Regions from separate parts of the Mus musculus genome. Here regions 1 and 3 are each linked to region 2. Evidence: chromatin loops called from intact Hi-C (ENCODE). Cell type or tissue: left cerebral cortex. All regions are shown on one strand.

What was found. Hi-C counts contacts between places; a loop is a spot of excess contacts. Peaks named below come from ENCODE experiments on the same cell type or tissue, not always from the same donor. Only the 100,000 strongest peaks of a DNase experiment are listed, where the experiment ranks them.
Region 1: it touches region 2 in a loop (8-fold over the local background); 6 of 42 quality-filtered maps call a loop at or near these places.
Region 3: a loop joins it to region 2, with 2.5 times the contacts of the local background. A loop is called at or near these places in 2 of 42 quality-filtered maps.

Annotation. Positions count from the first base shown.
Region 1 is chr2:3,811,369-3,819,368 of GRCm38, reverse strand. Gm36031 (a long non-coding RNA gene) reads right to left here. Exons shown (of 5, transcript XR_373951.3): 2 at 7,538-7,667; 3 at 5,370-5,484; 4 at 3,741-3,935. Among named protein-coding and RNA genes, the nearest start is that of Gm36031, 7.5 kb to the right of the region's middle. In left cerebral cortex, a CTCF peak has its summit at 3,168; DNase peaks (open chromatin) are centred at 1,519, 3,030 and 3,518; H3K27ac peaks cover 1,117 bases.
Region 2 is chr2:4,015,456-4,023,455 of GRCm38, reverse strand. It overlaps Gm52545 (a long non-coding RNA gene), which reads left to right. Exons shown (of 3, transcript XR_003953991.1): 3 at 1-131. It also overlaps a transcript of Frmd4a not described here. Among named protein-coding and RNA genes, the nearest start is that of Gm52545, 12 kb to the left of the region's middle. In left cerebral cortex, a CTCF peak has its summit at 4,802; DNase peaks (open chromatin) are centred at 4,866, 5,209, 5,431, 5,671 and 1 more place; H3K4me3 peaks cover 3,028 bases; H3K27ac peaks cover 2,556 bases.
Region 3 is chr2:4,094,740-4,102,739 of GRCm38, reverse strand. It overlaps a transcript of Frmd4a not described here. Among named protein-coding and RNA genes, the nearest start is that of 1700080N15Rik, 42 kb to the left of the region's middle. In left cerebral cortex, no CTCF peak of the experiment used is centred here; DNase peaks (open chromatin) are centred at 1,215, 2,059, 2,839 and 3,064; H3K27ac peaks cover 1,766 bases.

The sequences.
Region 1 (8,000 bases), 200 kb after region 2:
TGATCACAAAGAAACTTGATCTGTGATGCTTAGGCTACTAAAAGCTGGAAGTAATTTGGTACATAACGGTTTGTAAACAGAGTCCTATCGTCTCCCAAAAATGAAGAAGTAGCAGTAATGTAAAGCCCCCATTCTTCCTGGGCTGCTGGTATTTCATCAGAATCCCATAGAAGGGAGACTGTGGGGGGTGTTGTGACTACCTGCATAAACTCAGAAGCGAGGGAAGCCATGATGAACACCCATTACCTTCAACACCCCGGCCTTCCAGGCTGCTATAAAAATGAAGAAGTTAATTGCCAAGCTATAAAAACGCAATGACTATTAGGTCCCCCCATGTACTATCATCTCTTGGTGTCATGACAACTGAAGAATTGGGAAAAAAACGAATGTGCTTCGCCAGTGCCCAGCTTGCTCACTGCTAAAGGTTAATTGGATTTCATTTTAGAGTCTGTTCATCTCATAGGAGAGTGAATGTGTTCAAGACAAAACAAGGTGTGAGACCACCAGAAAATCCCATTTCCCCTGGGGCCTGAGGCTGCACCCTGCCAGTCCCTGAATTAACAAGAATACTGCTGTCAGGTCATGAATCCTGTCTCCCAAAGCTTCAAGCCATCAGCAATGAGCAGGTGTCCCTGCTCAATCATTTGAAACTGAGATGTGTTTCCTTATAGAGAAAGTTAAGGAAGCATAGAATCAAAGGTGTTTCCTGGGACATCTCACTACTGTGGGTGAGCCCAGAGATGCCAAACCACATGGGAAACCTATTGTGGCTCTGCCACAGACAGCTGTTTTGTTTTTGTTTTGTTTTGTTTTGTTTGTTTGTTTGTTTGTTTTTGTTTTTGTTTTTGTTTTTGTTTTTGTTTTACTAAACCTGGAATGGAGTTCTGGGGTAACAATGTATCCCCATCTGTAAACTATTCCACAACTGCTAGCACTCAGGTGACAAGAAACTTAAGTAGAGCTTTCCCAACATGAGGACCAGTGTTCTCCAACTTCTCTGTACTCTCCCGGCAAAAGGAAGGTAGCTATGACCACCGTTAGTCATGTAGATGGAAAACCCATTTAAGGGCTGTCGAGACAGCTCAGTCAGTAGAGGGCTTGGCACACAAGTACAAGAGCCAAGAGCCTAAGTTGGATTCAAGAGCAGATGTTTAACAAACAAACAAACAAGCAAACAAAAAGCTGTAGTAGCACGTTTAATTATAAACAGTTGAAAAAAGGAGACAGGAGGATACCTGGGGTTCACTGGGTAACCAAGTCTAGCCTACTTGGTGAGCTCCAAGCCTGAGAGCCTAATGCATAAAACAAGATGGATATCCAAGGTTGTTCTCTGCCCACCTCATATAACAAGTACCTGAACACAGTACACAAAGATTTCCAGCCCAGGCATCCAGCTACATGTAGCCTTCCTTCTTTATACAATCAACTCTGGACTGAGTCAGTTAAATGGTGAATGTCAGATTGCACTGATAATTTGCATAATTTTCTGCCTCTCCTAAACTGGGTCCAGCCTCTCCACAGGCAGATGGCTCTCACTGCCAAAGCGTTTTTCGGGCTCAGATTGCCTTTGCAGAATGCAATGGATGCCAAATTCAAAGCCACTGGATTTGGTAGAAATCATTAAGGACGTATCTGGCTGTGTGTGAGAACAGCCATTTTAGTCAGGAGATTCTCAGGAAATTCCTAGGTTTGGAAACACTAGAACCCAAGGAACACTAGACATGGTAACAGACAACAAAGGGACTGGGGACTGAGACCTAAGAAACACTAGGCATAGCTCTTGCACATAGGCCATGAGCCCTGAACTGGTTTTTCTCAGGCTGAACTTAGCACAATGGAGAAAGGAGCTTCCAAGGCCAAGGACTTATCCTCTAGTCCCCAGAGTTTATGATCCCATTTCTAGACTGTAACGTTGTTTTGACTAAATTTTCTGGACCTCCTTCCAGAGTCACCATGAGCCTTGCACAAGTGCTTGCATGCACAGACACACCACACACACACACACACACACACACACACACACACACCACATAAAGCACACATACACACACATGTACCACACACAAGCAGACACACACCACACACACACATACCACACAAGCACACACACACACCACACACACATACACACACCACACACACATACACACACCACACAAGCATACACACCACACCCCCACACACACACACACCACACAAACACATACCACACACACCACACAAATACCACACACACACACACTACTTCTGGTCACTACAGAGTGTCCAATGCTGCTTCCAGCTCCACCACCAGGCCACAAAGGATGCTGAGGTATGTGTGTCTGTAGAAGAAAACAGAAGCCTCTGGGAGACAGACACAGAGAAAGGACCAGGCTCTGTCTAGACTTCACAATGAAGCTAAAATTTCACACAACATTAAAAAGAAAAACATGAGCATCATGGAGACCTCCAAAGAGACTGTCACCCTCGGTGTCCCCTTCTTCACCGGAGGTGACACTACTAAGACGAAGAAGAGAGCTTTCCTTTCCTATGTGATCTTTCCATTTCCTTCCCAGTATTGGTCGCCATTGTCTTCCCGGTTTTAAAAGCAAGCTCTGGCCTTCTCACGAGACTGTCTCCTTAGTTCTTTGCCTGCCAGACACTGGCCCTTGCTGGAAAACAACAGCCCTCATCTAAGCCCTCATTTCTCTGACTTGCTAGCTGCGTGTGAATAATGTCAGCTTCTTCCTGTCTGCCATGAGCCCTTGCCACCTGATCTGTGAAATCCCTCAGTTCACCTCGGCATCGCAGTGACCCTCGGAGGAGCAGTGGGGACTCTGTCACTCTCTTCTATTCCACAGGAATAAAAATTCAGGACCAACCCAGATTGCCTTCCAGATGGGGACGAGATAAAAGGGTTTGAATGCAGTCACATGGCTAAATTAAGAAGCAGATAGAAATAGAACAAAATGAAGCTGGGGCTGAGAGTTGGGGAGCAAATACTTTGTGGGCGAGCCAGAACTCAGTGATGCAGGCCTCTGCTGCCTGAGATCTAATTTGCAATGCCACAAAGAATTCTCTGGTTCAGATTTCCTTTGCTCCTCACTTTCTGTTCCCAGTCAGAAGCCACTGAAGCTGGCTAAGATCCCAGACAGGGCAGGCCTTTAGATCTTAAGAAGAGAGGGACCTCTAGTGTTGAGTTACTTGTCTACTGCTCGCTGTTGCTGTTCACCCCCATATTTACCTCTTACCTTGTGATTATTAGAGTTTCTTTGAAGGCTAGTATTCATTTAAATGTTAAAATTTAAATTTAAATTTAAATTTAAAATGTTAAAAGTGGGTTTTTCTCCCTTCCTGGAAAACTAAGAAAATTGAGAATGGGTAAATATAAGCCAACATACTAGTTTAAAGAAGACTTGAGCAAAATGTCACGTGATTAAAAAGTATTATTAGACACCTATAAGGTGCTCAGTAGTTAAGAGCACTTGCTGCTCTTCCAGAGGACCTGGGTTCAGTTCTCAGCACTCACATCAGGAGGCTCACAACCATCTGTGACTCCAGCTGCAGGGGATCCAACACCCTCTTCTGGACTCTGCCATCATCAGCGATACACGTGGTACACATACACATGTGCAGGCAAATACTCAAATGTAGGAAATAAAAATAATAGATTTTTTAAGCATCCATTAAACCTTTGACCTTAGCATAGGGACTAAAAGCCATTTCAATAAGTCTGGAACATGAAAATATAATCATAATACCAGTTTTTCAGTAGGTTCCGGAAAGCACCGATCCCGCTCTCTGTCAGGCTGAATGTGGGTTTGTGTAGGCCACAGCTAGGAAACATAAACAAAGGAAGGTGTGGCAGTTCCTCCTTCCTGGCGGTGATTCTCGGTTGTTGATTCATCCGAATACTTCGCAAAGTATCTTCTGTGACCAGATCCAATCAGATGCACCTGGTCCAAGGATTCACAGAAGGGGATGGTATCATTGTGGCTCAGAGGTCACTGTTAGCTTTCTGCCACTAGCATAAATATCTGAGATGATCTACTTACAAAGAGGAAAGAAAAGCTCCATTTACAAAGATATATTTAGGTTTGGGGGTCTGCATTGGTTACTATTGCTCTAGGGTCTGTTGCATCTAGTCCTCTCATGGCGGGGAGCGTGTGGTAGGGCAGAGCTATCCACTTATGGTGCAAAGGCAGAAGAAAGGGGAAGGGGCTGAGGTGCCATCTACTGTCCTCTTTGAAGAGGCCTGAGCACCGCCACTGGAGGCAGCTTCTGGTGCACACCTGCAGTCCCAGCACTCAAAGAGAACAGAGACCTGCTGTGTGTTCAAGACCAGCCTGGGCTACCTAGCAAGTATTAAGTGGCTTGAGCTGCACACCAAGACCTCGCCTTAAAAACAGCAAAATCGCTTCCATTAGGCCCTTCCCCCACCCCTAAAAGGTTCTACTTCCACCCCATAGTGCCACACAGGGAGCAACGCCTTCATCATATGGACCCATTATATTCCAGTATAACTGTAAATTATACTAGCTACCAAGAGTAGCAAGAGATAGTTCAAATCCATGAGACCGCCTATGTTTGGAAAATGAAATAATTAATATTCATTGTCAATTAGATCAAATTTAGAATCACCCAGGAGATACACCTCTAGGTATGACTGTGAAGGTTTCCAGAGAGATTCAACTGGTAAACAAGACTTGGGTTGAATATGGGCATCATTATCAAATGGGTATGCATCCTAGATTGTATAAAAAGGAAGAACAGAAGAAAAAAACTAGTAAACAGACCAACAGATTCATCTCCTCTGCTTCCTGGCCATGGGCACAATATAACCACCTGCCTGAAGCCCTTGCCACTACAGCTAAAGTCATTGTCACCTTCGTGCCACCTCACCACGAAGGACTATATCCTTTGTCACACCCTTCCTTAAGTTGCTTTCATCAGATATTTTATCAGAGTAACACAAAATAACTGATGCATGGAAGTAAACCAGCAACACCCATCATGCCTTAAGATGGGGGCAGCCAGAGGACTAGGCTCAGGTTTTAACCACAATGGCCGATCAGATGCATCCGGTTCAAGGATTCACAGAGAGGGGTGTTCTTGGGTTTAATCTTCAGAGGTGAATACTAGTTCTTGGGCTTGAGGGGAAGGGGGGAGAGGAAGATAAAGACTCAGGGCTCAGTGGGAGAGGGAATCCTCTGTTTGCCTCCAACCAGACTCCAGCCTAGTGTTTACCCTGACGAGACCCTGATGAGAACGGGGGGGGGGGGGGGAGCTGAAAACACTGTCCTTGGAAAATGCATGGGGAGATCTGAAGGCCTCTTGTCAGGACCCTAGGGACGGGATCCGAAAGAACCATAGCAAATGCAGTCCTTTACCTACTGATAGTTGGCCATCAGATGTTCTGCTGATGCACGCTGGTCTCATTCACAATGATTTGAAGTCACAATTTGTGGAGGAGTTCTTGTCTTGGATTTTGGAGAATTCCCTCAACTGGAAAAAGATCCGGTATGAATTTTGTTGGTATTACAAACTCTCCTCATTATCACTAGAACCAATGATAATAGTAACACCCAGGAAATTGTAGCTAGCTACTGTTCACTGGGCATTTAGACATTTCATGAGCACATCTATGAGACAGGCTTCTGGGCTTTTATTCTTATTTCTTTCTAATTTTTTAAATCTTTTGACTATATATATATGCACATATATACATATATAATAAAAATATAATGAACTATATTAGCATATATAAAATATACTATATAGTATGCTATTAATATATGTATAATATATAGTATTAGTAGTTTCACACCTCCCATTCCTCCCTCCCTCCCTCCCCCCCTCTCTCTCTCTCTTCATATATATATATATATATATATATATATATATATATATATATATATATATATATAATCAGATGGCATTCATTTCCTCCTACAGAACAGACCTCAAATCCCATCAGGAAACAACTGGCTACTCCCATAACATTTATGCTCCTTTTGCACCAAAGACCACATTTTGCCTGACAGGTTTTATTGTAGTTTCCAGAATTCACTTGAAGCAGTTGTTAGTGACTTTTCTCTCCCTGCACACACAGCACCTTCTGGCTCCCTGAAAGCTAGGCATTAGGAGAAAACTTCCAATCCCAGCTTGATTTTGATCTCCTGTGACCCAAGTAATGTGATGTCTTCACCAATATGGGCTTCCTTTCAAGTTCTGGTGAGCAGTGTCAATAGCCTGGATTTATTTTGGCTTCTCGAGACTTTTTGACTAATAATTCATAGGGCATATTCCACACTTAGCACTGGCACTGAGATTTTTATTTAATAGCTCATGGCTTCTGGGAGCAGCATCCTCCTGCTATGGAGAGTACCTCTATTCAACCTATTTCTTTTAGTTTTTTTATTTTTTACAAGCTTATAAAATAATAGGTTTCTATGGCTTTTACATATACCCTCAGTTACCATTTCTGTCCTTGCTCCTCATCTTCCATACCCTCCCTCTGCTCCCTGCTTAGCTTTATTTACCCCAGAAGCCCTCCACCTTCATGTCTAATGAGTTCTGTAATCCTACTTCCCTCAGAACAATTATTCCCCAATGGTCCCTTTCTGTCTTTACTTGTACTCAAAGTTAAACATACTGCTCTAAAATTTCAAAGCTAGGATTCCCACAAGAGGGAGAACATGTATAATTGTGTTTCTGGGCCTGGTTATCTCACTTGCTGAGTAAAATTCTATTCTCTCTCTCTCTCTCTCTCTCTCTCTCTCTCTGCTTGTGTATGGGGGGGCAGGGGAGTCATTATCCACTAATGGACCTCTAGACCATTTCCGAACTATTGTAAATTGATAGACTACTATGAACCCAGTTCTAGGGAATGAGCTAAAGTTCATGTAGGAGAGCAGCTTGGCTTTTTCCAGAAATGTAAGCCATATTTTTCAGCCTATGCAATCTCCTGTTCCTCTAACCCAAGACTTTTGCTAAAATGATGCCAGTATTAGATACGCAGCCAGAGAAAGATCCGCTGTGTTGACAATACAGTAAATGAAACTTGGAAAGCATCAGTACTAACAGGACGACTCGGTCTGCCTAGAACATCAGGCACAAACCAGAGGATAACAAGAAGGCTGGGCTGAAAATAAAACCGAAGTGTAAAATTCCTGCCATCTTCTTTCATATGGATCACCAGTTATCAACACGTGGGGTTCTGGAGCCAGTGAGATATACTAAAGCTAGGGGAATGTAGACTGCTCCCACAAGAGAAGGGAGTATCGCTTTATATCATTCCCATCATTCCCCTTTGAGCAAACCTTAATCTATACCCATGTTCTACTCCAGCATGGCAGCTGGCATTAGGAAAACCTTAAAATATTCTAACAGGCATTCTGGAATCCAGGACAGACCATGGATCCTTGTCAGTGATAAGGTTCTATATTCTCATGGAAAAAGAAACATGGCAGACGCAAGCAAGATATTTGCTAATCTTCGTCTTGCAAACACCTTCTTTTCATAGCTGGGAGGTCTGCAGAAGGCCATATCTACTCACCTGGTTGCTACTCCTCAGAACAATTTCAGCAGCATTACCAGACATTGCAGCTGGTCTCTACTGGCCCCCGATCAATGGGCTCCCAAAGTCAATGAGAAATGTGATCAGACCCTTGCTCTGCTTCCATATCCTGTTGCAGAAAGAAAACTGGGGCTGAGGTCAGGAAACTGGGTTATTTGATACAGTCCCAAAAAAAAAAAAAAAAAAAAAAAACAACTTCCTTTTCCTTCTTCTATCCCAGTTCTGTGCCCTTCCTTCCTGGCTTTGCGCTTCTGTAGCTAACTCACATCTCCCAGAAGACTTTCTGGACACCTGACACTGGACACCCAAAGGCTAATGCAATAACTCATCCTTGCAGTCACCCAAACTCTGCTTCAGAAAGGTCAGCCTTCAGCACTCAGGTCCTCCTCAATGCCTTCTTTTAAATATTAAACTCTAATATTTATTGGTGGCTAAATTCTAT
Region 2 (8,000 bases):
GCAGTTTGGAAACATCAAAATTAGTAATAGTAGCACAGAAGCAAGATTTCTTGGGAAAGAACTTGAATTCTATTTACTTTTGGTCATTTGGGATGTGAGGAAAGTTCATTATAAACCCTGAATAAGTCTGTCACAGTCAGAGAGAGGGAGGAGCTAATACCATGGTGATGGAACTAAGACTTTAACTCTTCCAAGAACACCTCCACCTGCCCTCCTGACCTTTTAGCCATTTGTGCCCCCAAAGAAATCCATCCGTAGCTGTCAGATCTTCATGTGCCAAACACATCCAGACTCCATTAAAATTCACTCACTCTCTTGACTTTAAATTCCCCCTCTTGGCCCCCTATTTGTAACATTTTTTACCTAAGCTTCAGTAAGCCCCACTCTAGTTGTGCCTCAGAGCCTTTGAATCCAGGCCTTCTGTCCTGGGCTCATTTGGTGATGTGCTCTGTTAAGCCTCATTTATTTATGTGATTCTATCAAGTCGTCTTACATACACGTCTCATTTAGAGAGGCTGTCTTCTCATTTCCAGGAAGCTACCCTGTCTGTTCAACTCAGTTGTAAGTTTGTTAAAGCCAGTGATCAGCCTCCATATTCCTTATAGTCAGCAAATAATAGTTAAGAGGAAGATGTCTAAATGAGAAAAAATGGCTTAGGGAAAAAGAATTTGAGGAAGCTTGTGCATTCCAAAAAAAGGTCAGACATCTGAAAGTAACTCATTTCATTCAATTATTACCTTCATTACAAAGATTCGCTTATAAATTTCTCTTACCTATGAATTTGAGTTTTTACCCATTAAATCTCTCCACTGTTAAACATGACCTTGGCAAATTCTTTCTTAACACAATCAAACAAACAAAAAACCAAACAACAACAACAACAGTTCAAGGACTAGAACATTGACCACATGAGGAGTCTCTTGTAGATAAAATATTGTCCTTCCTGTTAGTGTTAACCCAAGTATCTTTCATCAGCAACTTGTACCTTCTTTTCAACCTTGCATATTAATGCAGAAAAATAATAAATATTAAATAAGAGGATAAGACTTTCTGACTGGAAACACTGGACGAAAAGAATGTTTGAATCTAGGCCAAATATATACTCATCTAATGTGTTAGAAGATCCTGTGTGTCAAATTCTTTGATTTAATACTGTAGCAGTAAGCCTTGGTTTTGGGACTCTGGACCATCAATTTCAGGTGTGTGTTCATTGACAGGTCCTCGATGTTTGATTACCAGGTGTTTTTGTCTCAAAAAAAAGTCTTGGAAGAGATTGGATAACATATGGAAAGACATTCTGTTTATAGAAAAGCACAGTTCCCATTATTTATTGCTTCACAGCTTAACTTAGTCTAAAAACTAGTGTAGGACTGTCACTATGGTGCACAGTATAAATGAACTTGCCACCAAGGCTCAGGAACCTGAGTTGGTTCCCCAGGGCCCATGTGGTAGAAAGACAGAACTGACTCTTAAAATCTGTCCTCAGATTTCCCCATGCATATTGATAGACAGACAGACACACATGTGTAAATGTAACAAAAACAGTTTTTTAAAAATGCTTTAATCTTCCAATCTCAAAGGCATGAGCCTTTGTCATCTAAAGCACAAAATGGCATATGACAACCTTGGCAGCCTCTTAGTCATATATGTATATTCTGGATGCACAAAATGAGTGATCACCAAGGCAGGGATGGTGTCACATGCTTATAAGCCTGACACTCAGGAAGTAGAAAGAGGCAAGAGGATCAAGTGTTTCAAGAAAGACTGGGTTACATAGAAATACCTTATACCAATATATATATTAATCAATCAAGCAATCAATAACAAACCTCTGGATGGCAGCATGCTTCAGTCATTTCAGTTTTTCTGAACTCACATGGTCTCAACAAATAACCTGTTCTACAGTTAGCTGTATGGAGTAGCATCGGGAACAAGGCAGTGTCTTCTTTGGATTCCTAGAATCTCTACATCGATGGGTAGGTGAGTCTCTGATGCGTGTGAGGCTGTCTTCTCACCAGGGATAATCTGCTCTTCCACTCACCCTTCATCGATTCTTTGAGTTGCTCCAACTTTCACAAGCATCTGACCCTTCCTACCCTCTATGGAAAGAATCAGTGTAGTTCTCCCATAGGGCTAGTACACAATGCTGGACTCCTCCTGAAAGACCCACATCTAACTGGCAAAGGTATGTTAGGTACTGTCCTGGGGTCAGTGGGTTTTGTTCAGGGGAACAAAGCAGGCTTCTTTGGGGTTGACAGGAGAGTGTAAACAACCAGCTAATGATCGGAAACATACTTTCTCTGGCAGAAAAGCCACCTGGGTGAAACCAAATGCCACCTTTTAAAAAAGCAATGCTGTTCCCGTGCTGGGTTTCAGGGGGTGGCGGGGGGGAGGGGGGAGGTGACAACATTGAATAAAGTACTCAAGCTGGCTATTCAGGAACTTTATCCTAGATAGCATATTTACAGAGCTTAATTTTTGCCCAACAGAAAGAAAGGTGCATTAGACCCTCCCCGTCAGCAGACTACATAACCAGGAGAGGAGAAGCGACATGCTCAATATTACCAGTAAGTGGCGAAGCTGGAGACAGAATGCAGAGATCTTTAGCTTTCCAGAACCAAACAAAGATTCCAGCTGATTGTACTCCTGCAGCCCAAGGACTGCACACAGCAAACCACAGCTACACTCAGGCCACAGGGTATTGACCGTCCCTGAAACCATGCTGTCATGAGCTATGGCTTTTGCTATTATACCATGCTACTCTCTCCAGCGAGCAAGTGCTTGATAAATACTAAGAGCTTATTGGCTAATTAATGAGAGGATACATAATAATTCATATAGTTTCTTTCCTGAACTCACAGCTAAGTCAGTTCCACTGAATGGCTTCTTCTTCCCATTTCTTTTCTCTCACACTTGTTTATAAATTATTGAAAAACATGTCTAGGAAGCAATTACTTTGGAATTTACCCTTTAAAAAGCAGAACATAGCAAAGTTCTTAGGAGAACTCTTCCTTGAACCAAATGTGAACTAGAAGTGACTCTGGTTATGTGCAGTGCTCCTGGGAGGCTCTAACCTACTGGTCCACAGCTGTGTCAAGGGCTATTTTCCTGGCTTCCCAGAGAGAAAAGATCACAATCTTTTCATCCAGGCAGGAAGCGAGTGCTAGGCAAAGTAGAGGATAAACTCCAAACTGAAATGATAGCCAAAACGATGTTAATATTAATATTATTAGGAGTCCACACGGTGGCACATGGCATTGATAGCCCAATGAGTTAGGATGCAAAGCTTTGTTTTGCTTGAATACCAAGTGTTCATCCTCAGGGTCATGTAGTAAAAACAGACATACATTTAAGCATCAGTACAGAGGCAGAGAGGCAGGCCTAACAAACTTTTTACTCTCTATGAACATACTGCAGAATTTATATTTACCTAGCAATATTAGACAACATGTATGTATATTCACACATAGAAGGATATGTGATTATATTTTTTGCATATGTTCATGATTCCAGCATTCTTCGAAGTATCTCCTCACAGACATTGGCGTACAGTGTTAGCAACCATAACAGATACTCAGAAATTTGACCACGGACTCGTTTGACCCACAGTAGACAATGAAATATGTAGCAATATCGCACAGTGGCCTTAGTAATCAGGGAATCCATTTAAAGAGTAATGGCTATAGCAATGACTTTCACTCCTAATTCCTCCTTCTGGTAGACCAGAAGTCCGAGAGGCCCAAGCAATTTCTAGCAATTCAAGTGACTCCATGGACCAAATGCATGTGTGTGTGTGTGTACACACACACACATACATATATACATATGCTAACGGAGCACAAGGAGGAAGTCCCTCTTAATTTGATGAGGCTCGCCACTTAGGAGGCAAGCACTCTAGCCACTCCTCCCAGTCGCCTTAATAAACTCATCAACCCTCACCAAGCTGCACTTTCCCATCTCCATCAGAAAACACAGATCAATACACCATACAGGAGCACTTAGACTCTGCTCGTAAACTCTCCGGAGTAAACGTTAGGTACATTCCCACGCCAAGCTGACGCAGCCTTCTTCCAGAGGCAGCATTGCCAGGGCCTGTGAACTACTGGGCAGCAGAGGAGGAGGGAGGGGAGCCAAGGCAGCAAAGCAAACTGAACCCAGGGTCAAGTCAAAAGCCAGTTGGGTTGCAAGGGGCTTGGCGCTGTCCTTGCCTGCTTCAAAGCACTAAGAGCAACAGCTTTCTTAACATTGTAAAAACCGTAGGGATCTAAAGTAGGTCAGCAGTTCACACACATATAAATGTCAGTTCTCCCTGCCATCTGGAGATGGGAGAGGAGACTCCACTAATCTGACAGCCGAAGGGCCACCCTGAACCACCCTGGGTTCTCTAGGGGAACCTGAGAAGGTTGCCTTATTCATTCAGTCTGGAGCACCCCCCCCCCAAAAAAAATTAAAATAATCTTTTTATAAACCCCACAGCTGGCATGGAAAGAAATCAAACAAACAAGCACGACTCTCAGAATTTAGACTGAAAGACCCCAGAGCAAAGGATGCTGAGCGAACAGGAGGCGTCTTGAGATCCATTCGGAGACACCCTTAGCACCTGTTTGTAAGCACGTCTCTCAAAATAGCACGCAGCAGCAACAAGTTTCTAAAATGGCAAATCTACTGCTTCTTTTCCCTGAGAGTGCTTAGTCACGCTAATTCTCTGACCCAAGAAATCCTTTCACAGGAGCCTGCTGGATGAAGCAGAGCCGTGCTTTCCGTGTCTGCAGCCATGACAGCAGCCACAGCAGTTAGCAGCAGTCCCTGAGGCCAGCAGGGGAAGGCTGGAGTGGGGGCCTCCTGGGCCCCACCTCCTCCCCAGCACACTCACCATCAGCAGGCTGAGAGCGGAGTCCGGCACCAGCTGCACTGCCATGGTCCCTGATTGCAACTCCCATGCACAGACGTTTCTGCTGAATCAGTCTGCCTGGGCCCAGGGCAGCAGCACAGCATCTACCGGCACCTAGGGCAAAGCAGCCGGACAGACAGACTTAGGGAGCCAAGGGCTCAAGGTGAAGCTAGGCCACATTTCCCACAGGGTGGGGAGAGGGGCAGGGGATGTTGAGAAGATAGGGTGGGAACTGTGCTTAGGAAGAGCAAAAATTACATATGGAGTAGAAGAAGCGTAGCAAGCTGCAGGTTATTTAAAGGTGAGCTCTCCCCAGCTTCTCCAAGCTGCATGCAGAAACCACATGGAACACAAACGCAGCCCAGGAGCCTGAAATGCAGCAATTCTAGCTGCCACCTTAGCCTAGGCAACAATTCTGCTTTGAACTGACAATTAAAATAAAACATTCCCCACTGCAGATAAATCAGCCAGCCCGACCAACACCCCGCCCCCCTGCATCTCTCAGCAAATTCTGCTGCATAAACATGCTGAATGTCACAACCTACCGGCTTGCAATCTGGTCAGTTGCTTTTCCCTGCTGCAGAAAGGTGTGTCTCTTCTGCTAAAGCAAGTATCTGGGAGGGAGAGGGCCGAGTCTGAGCAGTCACTGGAGATCAGGAGATGCCCTCAAGGATGAGTGAGGACCAACTCACTTAGGAATTGACTCCTTCCATCTTCCCCCAAATCTACTTTTCCTCTCCAAGTAGACTGCCGGCAGAGCTCCCCGCAGGGCTGATACTTAGGAAGAACATGGAATTACACTGCCTGTTCTGTGAGCGTTCTGATCCCTCTGCCTGTACCACATGTACACTGCCAGACACCCTCTACCTCTCTCTCTCTCCCTTCCTCCCTCCCTCCCTTCCTCCCTCCCTTCCCTTCCCTCCCATCTCTCCACAGGGCTGCCTGTTAGGAATTTTGAAGGATCCTCCCTAGTGCAGAAGAGGGAGGGCAGAGGAGCAAATTTGAAAGAAAGGACATTGCTTAAGACAAAAAGGCAAATTGAAAATCCTATCGCTGGGATACTTTCCCTTGAAGATGTCAATGGAAAACAAAAAGCAGGAGGCTGCCCACCGGTTTTGTTTTATACCATATATACTATATATTCAGTGTCGCTTAAGTCTTTCTCCAAATTAGACAAATCAAGGCATCTTTATGGGAGCACAGCGATATTCATAGACTCTTATAGACTCTCATTCAATTACAAGTGTCCATTGCTGGCACTTCTTGCAGTGGTGTTTAATGTCTTTTTCTGATCTCTGCTTTCACTCACCTACTGTAAAGACCCCCAAATGCCTGGAAATTAACTGGGTGGTGTGAAATGCAGAGACAAGGGACTGATATTGTACATGAGGAACCTGGAAAAGGAAGAAATAGATAGTTTTTACATGTTCCTATGAATAAGTGTTGTTGTTGTCCCTATATATTTTATGTGTGGGTGTGTGCATAAACTCGCATGCACTTGTGTGTGCATGTGTATTCACAAATCTATGTGCAGATGTATGCATATGCATGTGGAGGCCAGCGGGTAACCTCACATATCATTGCTTAGGCTCTGTCAACCTTTATTTTGTTTCACAGACCTGTTTTTTGTTTTTTGTTTTTGTTTTTCTAACTAAGCTAGACTAGATACTATCTAGGGAGCCCCAATTCCTGGCTAGCCGCATCTCACCAACATGGAAGTCATAAGTGTGTGCCACCTTGCCCAGACTTGCATCTGCAGGATATGGGATCCAATTCAGGTCCTCACAAGTGCAAGACAAGTATTGTAGTGATGGTCATCTTCCAGCTGAATGTACTCTCTAAGGCAGTGGTTCTCGACCCGGGGGTTGGGACCCCCATGGGGTAGCATATCAGATGTTTACATTATGATTCTTAACAGCAACAAAGTTACAGTTATGAGGTAGCATTGAAAAGTATTTTATGGTTGAGGGTCACCACAATATGAGGAACTGCATTAAAAGGTCACAGCATTAAGAAGGTTGAGAACCACTGCTCTAAGGTGTTTATATGTCCACCATAGAACTAAGCACAGAATAATCACTACACCATTCTCATGAATGGATGAAAGAAAGAGAGAGGGAGAGAGAGAGAGAGACAGAGAGACAGAAAGAAAGAAAGAAAGAAAGAAAGAAAGAAAGAAAGAAAGGGAGAGAGAGAGAGAAAGAAAGAAAGAAAGAAAGAAAGAAAGAAAGAAAGAAAGAAAGAAAGAAAGAAAGAAAAGATGCTCTTCTACTCTTCTAATTTCTCCTGTGGTGCCCTAATTACCTGGAACCTTTATTTCATGTCACTTGATTGGATTCAAATATAATTGACCTCAGGAGTCCCTGAGAGAATCATTTGCTGCCACCAGGAACCTGACGATTCAAAGCCCAGAACTGTGAGGAAATTCTGGACACACTAGAGTGTCAAAATACTTAAAACTTAATATTGGCAATCAAGAAATGATGACATGAGAAACATATCTTGTTAGTGACTTAGGGACCTTCACTCTGGCCCATCCTCACCCATAGTCTTCTGAATGTTCAGCTGATACTTGCACAGTGCCTGCTTTGCCCTTCTGCCTTCAAAGAACTTTCCATTTTGGAGGAGGTGAGATGTACACAGGAACTGTTTACAAATGTAAGCTATGGACAATGCTATCAGGTGCTTAAAAACATAGAGTTAGGTAGCATGGAGACAGGAGAGTCCTTTCTGGTTAGTCTCTGAAATGAGTTCCAAGGAATAACCAGGTATCTTGTAAAATATTGCTGCTCTGCTTAGTTCTATGTGGACCGTGTACTTGTGAAGTGTAAAACACGTTACAGTTGAAGCTACTTCAAGTGGTACATGTGGACAGGGGCTGGGTTTATACTGCAGAAATAGGCAGAGGTAGCTTCGAGTGTGGAGAAATCCAGGTTGAGCAAAAGGATGGAGACTTAAGAGACATTCATCTACCACAGTTGTGGCCCTTGGCACATTTGCCTTTGTTTATGGCTTCCTTTGTGTAGAGATACTTACCGAATATCTGCTGGAAGCCCAGATTCCCTCAACAAATGAAGGAATCCAACCCATCTCTTCTGTGCACCTCACT
Region 3 (8,000 bases), 79 kb before region 2:
TGACGGGAGGTTGGAGGAGGGCAGGAAAGAAGAGAAACCACCACATAGTTACCAGGCTTCACACTGAGACAGGACATGGGGATCGGAATCACTGGGGATCCCTAAGGAACCTTGTAGAATGTGTCTCAAAACTGCCTCTTTTGGAACGGGGAGGTGAGCAGTTTCCTAGTTCCTATTTCACTGGGTCGAAAACTGTTCCGAAAGATCAATTTAGAATTAGTGGGCTGTGAGGAACTTGGAAAACACCCAGGTACTGTTCAGGTGAGTGAGCTCCTGGGCATCCAAGGGACGCTGTCTCACAGTTGCTCCGAAGCTCACTGCAGAGCGAGTGACCTGGGGTAGAACCTGAGTCAGTACAGCAAGTCACAGTTCAGGAATGTGGCATTTGGGCGTCAGAAGTCACATACTAGGTCATGTTTCCTATATTTCTTGCATTGACCCACTTCACCTGGTATCAGTCATATGCTTTGAGCAGTAGCTTTCCTCTTTGTTAAGTACAGAAAGAGAAGAGAAAGAAAAAGACAAGAAAGAAAGAAAGAAAGAAAGAAAGAAAGAAAGAAAGAAAGAAAGGAAGGAAGGAAGGAAGGAAGGAAGAAAGGAAGGAAGAAAGGGAGAAAGGGAGGAAGGAAGAAAGGGAAGAAGAGGGGGAGGAAGAGGAGAAAGAGGAGGAGGAGGGGGAGGAAGAGAAAGGATTCCAGGCTTATGGCCTGTCTGTGCTCTTTGGCTCTTGCCACAACCTAATGGGATAATTCGAGGAACACCCAAGTGGGAGTCAAGTGCTGTTCATTATGTTGACCACTTTATGTCCCTTCTGGGATTCCATAGTTTATTCTGGGTCAGCTGAAACGTTGAGTACTGAGCCTGCTGCTGCTGCTGCTGTTGGCCGAGGTCATCCTCTGACATTCTCTAGTGGCAAAGTAATATAGCCCTGGTTTCTAACTGGCATGTAGTAGCCATTGTGTCCAATTCCATCCACGACATCCCAGTGTCCTGGAAATAGGTCTGCCCTTAATCCCACCTCTGTATACAATGTCCCCCACCTACAATTGGCTAAGCAGCAATGGCTGCTCTCCTGGTCAAGTCCACTCCATTGCTCCCTCTTGGAGTTGTGCCCAAGAACTTTCCCTGCCATTTAACAGTAGCAATGAGATACCAGCTATACCACACCAGCGTCTGCTGCCAGCTCCCTTGTGCCAAACACACTGCAAAGCCCTTTATTCTCTCAGTCAGCTGATTCTCACACTCACTCTGCCAGGGAACTAAAAATAATTATGCCCCACATTTACAGGACAAGCAGAGGCTTTTCTAGATGAAATATCTGTCCTGATGTGGCTCAGCAGTAAGCAGGAGCAACTCCAGGTGAGCTCAGACATGATCCCAGAGTCAGGGACTTACCACTGCGCTGTTCTGACAACTAATTGGATCATCAGTCCTTTTATTTCTTCCTTTGGAAAATAATTTCGTATCTGGCCCCATAATTTCTCTAAAGACCCCTTTACATGGCTGTTTCCTCTCTCCCTTTTGTTTTTATAGGAAGATGCTCTCTTCCCTCCACAAATTGATTTCTATTCTTCCTTCCTTGCAACCTGTAAAAGTATCATCTCTGTGTGATTCTAATATTGAGAATGCAGAATACAGAAGGTGGGTCTGACATTTCACTCCACAGCTACTGGCATTTTAATCACCTGGCACTTTCATACAGAATATCCTAGATATTCTTCCTTCTCGGTTCTTTTGTGGTGATGAGCAGTATCCTTCAAAAGTCAGAAGGTCTCAAACAGAGATGCTGCTTACATTGTGTGACTGCATGGATTAATACACGCATGAACATCTTAATTTGTTCTACTTAAATGTGGCTTTATATAATTGTATTTAAAAAAAACTTTTTGAAGACTGTTCCTTTAGGCCTGGCAAAAAGAGGGTGGTGGAATCAAGGTGGGTTTCAATCCAGCTACAATCTAAATTCTTAAACTGTGGATCTCAGCCTAGCTGCTGAGACTTCATGTTCTGGCCCAGTGTAAGAGAGAGCAAGAGGAAGGGGGTGGGGAGCCAGTGAGCAGGTGCTCTTCTCAAATGGTGGTTTGACTTTTGGAAACACCTGTTTAAGTTCCAATGATGTTCAGCCAATTGGCTTAATGAACAGTGGGGACACTTTGATGAGATGGTACATCTTTTAAAAAGTTAATTGCCCTAAAATCTAGGCGAAGTAGCACACATTAATAACTCCAGTGCTGGGAAAGGAGACAGGGGAGCCCTGGGGCTTGTTGGTCAGCCAAGCCTAGCCTACCAGGTGGGAATCAGGCCAATGAAAGACAATACTTCAAAGAACAAGGTTGTTTTTTAAGGAATGACTCTAGAGGTTGTCCTCTGGCCTACACACACACACACACACACACACACACACACACACACACACACACACACACACACTCATGCATGCCCTGTCATACACATGTAAACTGCCCTCCACATAATCCCATATATACCCCAAACAGTAAACAATCTATAGTGGTACATACCTCAGAAATGGAACTGTACTATGACCTTTAATCTTGATTATATCAGAAGATGGCCTGAAACAGGGCCCTTTTATGTATGCCAGGATGGCTCACAACTCATAGCAATTCTTCTGCCTCAGTCCTCTGAGTGCTGAGATTATGCCACAGGCACCACCACACCTGACTAACTGATATTCCAAACTAGTGTCTATTGGGGGTGAGTGTTGTTTGTGTGTGGAGTGATGTCAGTTGTTGCTGGAGCCTCAGACCCACTGCTGACACAGGAATGACATTTTCATTATTTCTCCCCTGTGCTCCTCCCTTCCCTCCTGGTCTTCCCTGGAAGAGGTGGGCTGGACACATTCTAAATCTAGTACAGGCATACAGCTCTATGTCTACAGTGAGAGTCAGTCAAGAAATCACAGGCAAAGGTATAACAACTATTGAAGATTTCTCAGCCCATGTCCCTCTTCTAGTGTGCATGTGACATTTCTGTCATGTGTGTGTCAGGTCCTTCCCTTAGCAAGACTGCTGAAATATGATGATAAATAGAGCCATGAGCCACAATGTTTCCCGCCCCTCCACATGCAGGCAAAGGTCGCCTAGCAACTGTTGTTATGGGCAACACTAGCATGTTTAGTTTAATTCAATGGCAACAAGACATCTTTGGTCTCCTGTAGAAGGTTCAAGTTTATACCTTAGAGGACAGGAGTCCTTCACAAAGGCATAGAGGTTATAATCTCACTAAGACCTGCTCAAGGTTTAACTGTCACTACTAAATATTGCTTGTTGAATGAGAACGAAAGGCCAGTTCCCAAAACTATTGCGCCTTCTATGCAGGCAGTGGGAAAGGGCTTGTGTCTGATTTTTATTACAAGGTAACAGCTTGGCCTCTTTTCCTTCCCTACTTAATATTCACAACACTGACTTCAAAAATGATTTCCAAACTATGAAGCTTGTTGCAAGAATAAAAAGTCAAGGGGTGGGGGTGGGGGGAGCACGAAAGGAAAAAAAAATCCTTTATTAAGCCCCTGCTGGGATTCTCTCCTCTTTAATGCACTTGAAAAAAAAATCCTGGACCATTTTGCATTGAGATGCAGCAACAGAACTGTGTGGAAAATGCCTATGTTGGTGGATTACACCACCCCCTACTGATTGATCCTCTTAATGGCCCCCCGCATTTTGCAAAGACAGCAGTTGTCTCTGTTCCATGTCTATTAATTCAGCTCCCATGCCTCTTGGTAGCTGTAATGAGAGCGGAGCATCTCCCACCAAAATTCAGTGCTTTCGAGCTACATGGTAACACAGCTCCATAAAATAACCCATATTAAAAATGACCCATAAAACAACATAATAAAGCATCGCAGCTCATGTGACATTTCATTTCACATCCCCATATTTATAAAATAGACACTCGGTCCCCCATTCGCCACAGAAAGGGAACATAGTGAAGGCCAAGCAAAAACCAGCTTTGACCCAAGCTCTTCCTGTGAAAACAAACAAAACAAAACAAAACAAAACAAAACAAAACAAAACAAAACAAAACAAAACAAAACAAAACAAAACAAAGCACAGTAGTAACATGGCTGGAACCTGGCAGTTAGGTCTAAACACTCACTGCCTTAGTTTCTCTGTGTTCTCTAGAAATAGAATTTGGTAAAGGGAAATAGAGTCATATGTAGTTTTGCTGAATGGGGAGAAAAAATTCTAATTCCTTCCCTATGGTAGCAATGGCCGCTTTAGAGTCTGTAGAAAGCCTTGAGACAAATAAAGCTATAACGTACACAGATTTACCTGTGACACAGGTTGTCCTTCCCTAGGGGTGAATGGACTGGGTCTTTGTTCTGTTTTGTTTATGTCCTATTGAAAAACATTGGAATTGTTGGGTGTAAGATCCCCGCTGATGAATCAGACCTCTGCAGCCCCAGGTAGAGTTGAATCTTCTCTTCGTTTTTGTTTTGTTTGTTGGTTTTGTTTTGTTTTTAAGACCTGCAAGCCTGTTAAACTCTAGTGTGAAAAGTCAGATAGTTGACAGGGGGGACAACTGTCTCTCTTTAGAATATCTTCTCTCCTGCCAGCAGTTACAGGACTGTTTGAAGTAGCTCCTAGAATCTTCCTTCTCCTAGAAGTCAACCTCACCCCCCCAGCCCCCCAGCCTCTGACAACCTTAGATCCTGAAAAAGCTAATTATGCAACAATTAGGATTTTTCCCTTGGTATGAGACAGATTTTATCAGAAGTTTCTTTTTAAATCTTGGTATAGAATCAAAGACTTCTAGCCCACACATGGTGGCGCACATCTTAGCCTCAGTTACCTGAGATGATGAGGTGAGAGCTTTACTCCAACCCACTAATTCAAGCCCAGCCTGGACACCACAGGGAGACTCTGCCTTGACCTGCTAGACAAATATACATAGGCTGGAAAGTCACAGAGGCTGGGCTCCTTTCTCACAATCAGTAGCCTGTAAAACCAGGGACTGAAACAGAAGGACTGATTATTGTGCAAAAGAATGTGTTCTGACCTGTATTTCTGGCCCCAGATAGAGACAGAACATTGTGACTAGCCCAAAAGATCATAAGATTACCATCTAGCCAGAGGCTTTCTGGGAGAGAATAAAAACATACCATTACCCCTCTCTCAAGAGTTAATCAAAATGATCATGTCCATCACCTAGACATGAAAACAGTCCTAAGGAATCGGAACTAGGGAGTTTAAGAAATAGTGTAGGAATGGGGGAATGTAACTCAGCAAAGGAGTTATGTGTGGTGGTTTACAGTTATAATCCCAGCTCTGGGACAACAGAGACAGTAGGCAGGACTCACTAGCTTGGCAGCCTAACTTAATCAGTGAGTTCCAGGCCAGTGAGAATCAGTCTCAAAAAACAAGGGGTACAGGCTGGGCGTGGTGGCACACGCCTTTAATTCCAGCACTCGGGAGGCAGAGGCAGGCGGATTTCTGAGTTCGAGGCCAGCCTGGTCTACAAAGTGAGTTCCAGGACAGCCAGGGTTACATAGAGAAACCCTGTCTTGAAAAACAAAACCAAACCAAAACAAAAACCAACCCCCAAACAAAACAAAAACAAACAAACAAACAAACAACAAAATAATGGGTACATATGGAAATACCAAAGGTTTACTTCTGGCCTCAACACATAATTGTACGAATACACACAATACAATGTATTTTAAAACTTAGCTAAAATACAGGTTGAGAAATGAACCCTCTTGACTACTACCCACTCCCCTCCCTTGATAATGTGCTTTATACAAGGTACCTTTGGCTAGCATCCATTCTCATTCCTCAAGAGTTTATGCTCTATAACGGTCTGTGTAGCTATTGTCATTCCTCTCCCTTGATAATGTGCTTACACGATGGTTGGGTTGTCCCTTGTGCACTTGCACCCCCAAAGCATGTACTCTACATAACAGCCTCCCTGGTTACTGTCCACTCTCCTTCCCTGAGAGTGTTCTCTGCACTGGTCCTTTGGTCATTGTCCATTCTCACTCTTGAGAGTGTCCCCACATTACCGTGGGATAAATCCCATGGCTTTGTCTCTGTGTGTCATGTCTGAACTCTCTCAATGGATTCCAAAGAACTAGGGAGCTGATGGAAGGTCAGAATGAGACCCTGGTAGCAAAATAACAACAAAAATGAACAAAACAAAACAACCCCAAATCTTCACTTTTTGGAAATCTGTACATGGTTTGAATACACTGGGAGGTTTAGATTGGTGTCTTCAAAATTGCTAATTGACATTAAGTAATTTTATTAGCCAATACAGAATTCCATAGTGATTGTAATCTCCTTCCACCACTTATGAGAGAGGATTTTAAGTCCCTTAAAAACAAAACAAAAAAGACCTAAATGAGAACTGAATGAGACACTGTTAGAGTAACAATAAAGGTCTATTACTGTAAAACTTTTGCTCAAGAGACTAGAATCTCTGGCAATAGTAGAGGTCTAATATTCCAACTGAGCCAAGTCAATGTCCTAGTCAAGGGACCAACCCTAGGGAGGCAGGCTTGCCTTAAGCTATGCTACAAAGGTAAGTGGAACAATCATTCCATGAACAAGATATTGTACTTTTCCTTCTCAGAACTCCCACCCAGCAGCGCAGTTCCTGTGATGGTGTGAAGGAAAATGACCTCCACAGGCTCAGAGGGAGTCTCACTATCAGGAGGTGTGGCCTTCCTGGAGGAAGTCTGTCACAGGGGTGGTCTTTAAGGATTCAGAAGCTCAAGCCAGGCCCAATATTACTCTCTCTTCCTGCTGCCTGTCAATCCAGAGATCTCTAGGCTCTTTCTCTAGCACCATATCTGCCTGCATGTTGTCATGCTTTCTGCCATGATGATAATGGACTAAAACTTTGAATGTATAAGCCAGCCCCAATTCAATGTTTTCCTTTAAAAGAATTGTTGTGGTTACTGTGTCTCTTCATAGCAATAGAAACCCTAAGAAAAATAGAAGTTTCCATATAAATACCACCTTTGAAAGGTATGATGGTTTAGATGTAAAGTGTCCTGCATGGGCTCACGTGTTTGAACCCATGGCCTCATCTGGTGTTACTGTCCCTGGGGGATTGTGTAAACCTTTGGACATGGAGTTTGAATTGCAGAAGTAGGATGCTAGGACCAATGTTTTAAGGTTATAGGTCAACTGACTTCCCTTCCTACCTAAGCTTTCTGCTTCCTGTTGGGTGTCATAGAACAAGACATTACCATACACTCATATCACAGTTTTCTTAGGGTTTTACTGTTGTGGACAGACACCATGACTAAGGCAACTCTTATAAGGACAACATTTAATTGGGGCTGGCTTACAGGTTCAGAGGTTCAATCCATTATCATCAAGGCAGGAGCATGGCAGCCTCTAGGCAGATGGGGCTGGAAGAGCTGAGAGTTCAACATCTTCATTTGGAGGTAGCTATGAGAACACTGGCTTCCAGAAAGCTAGGACAAGGGTATTGAAGCCCATACCCACAGTGACATACTTGATCCAACAAGGCCATACCTCCTACTAGTGCCACTCCCTGGGCCAAACATATAGAATAGTATCACAATGGTGTTCTAAGCCTGATGCTATGCTTTCCTTAATGGAGTCTAACTCCTGTGACCAAACAAAATACTTCTGCCTTTATGTTGATTCTGTCAGGTATTTGGCAATGACAGGGGGAGTAAGGTAGCAGAAGTTACAGGGATTTGGTAGTGATAGAACATTTCATCCTTAGGGTGCCTTTTGTTTCCCTAAGCATTGATCACATGGGGCTGCCTTGCTTAGAATGGTAAGCACACAGGAAGTAGGTGACCTAGACTGTTGTTATTTGCTCACAAAACATTGAGAACTAAGGATAGTCAGCTTGCATCAGTGGCTATCAAATTAGGCATACTGGATGGTTTTTTGTGTGTTGACACAGCTGAGTCATAAGAGGAAGGAGCCTCTATTGATAACACCTCCATGAAATCTAGCTGTAAGGCATTTTATCAACTACTGACCAATGGGGGA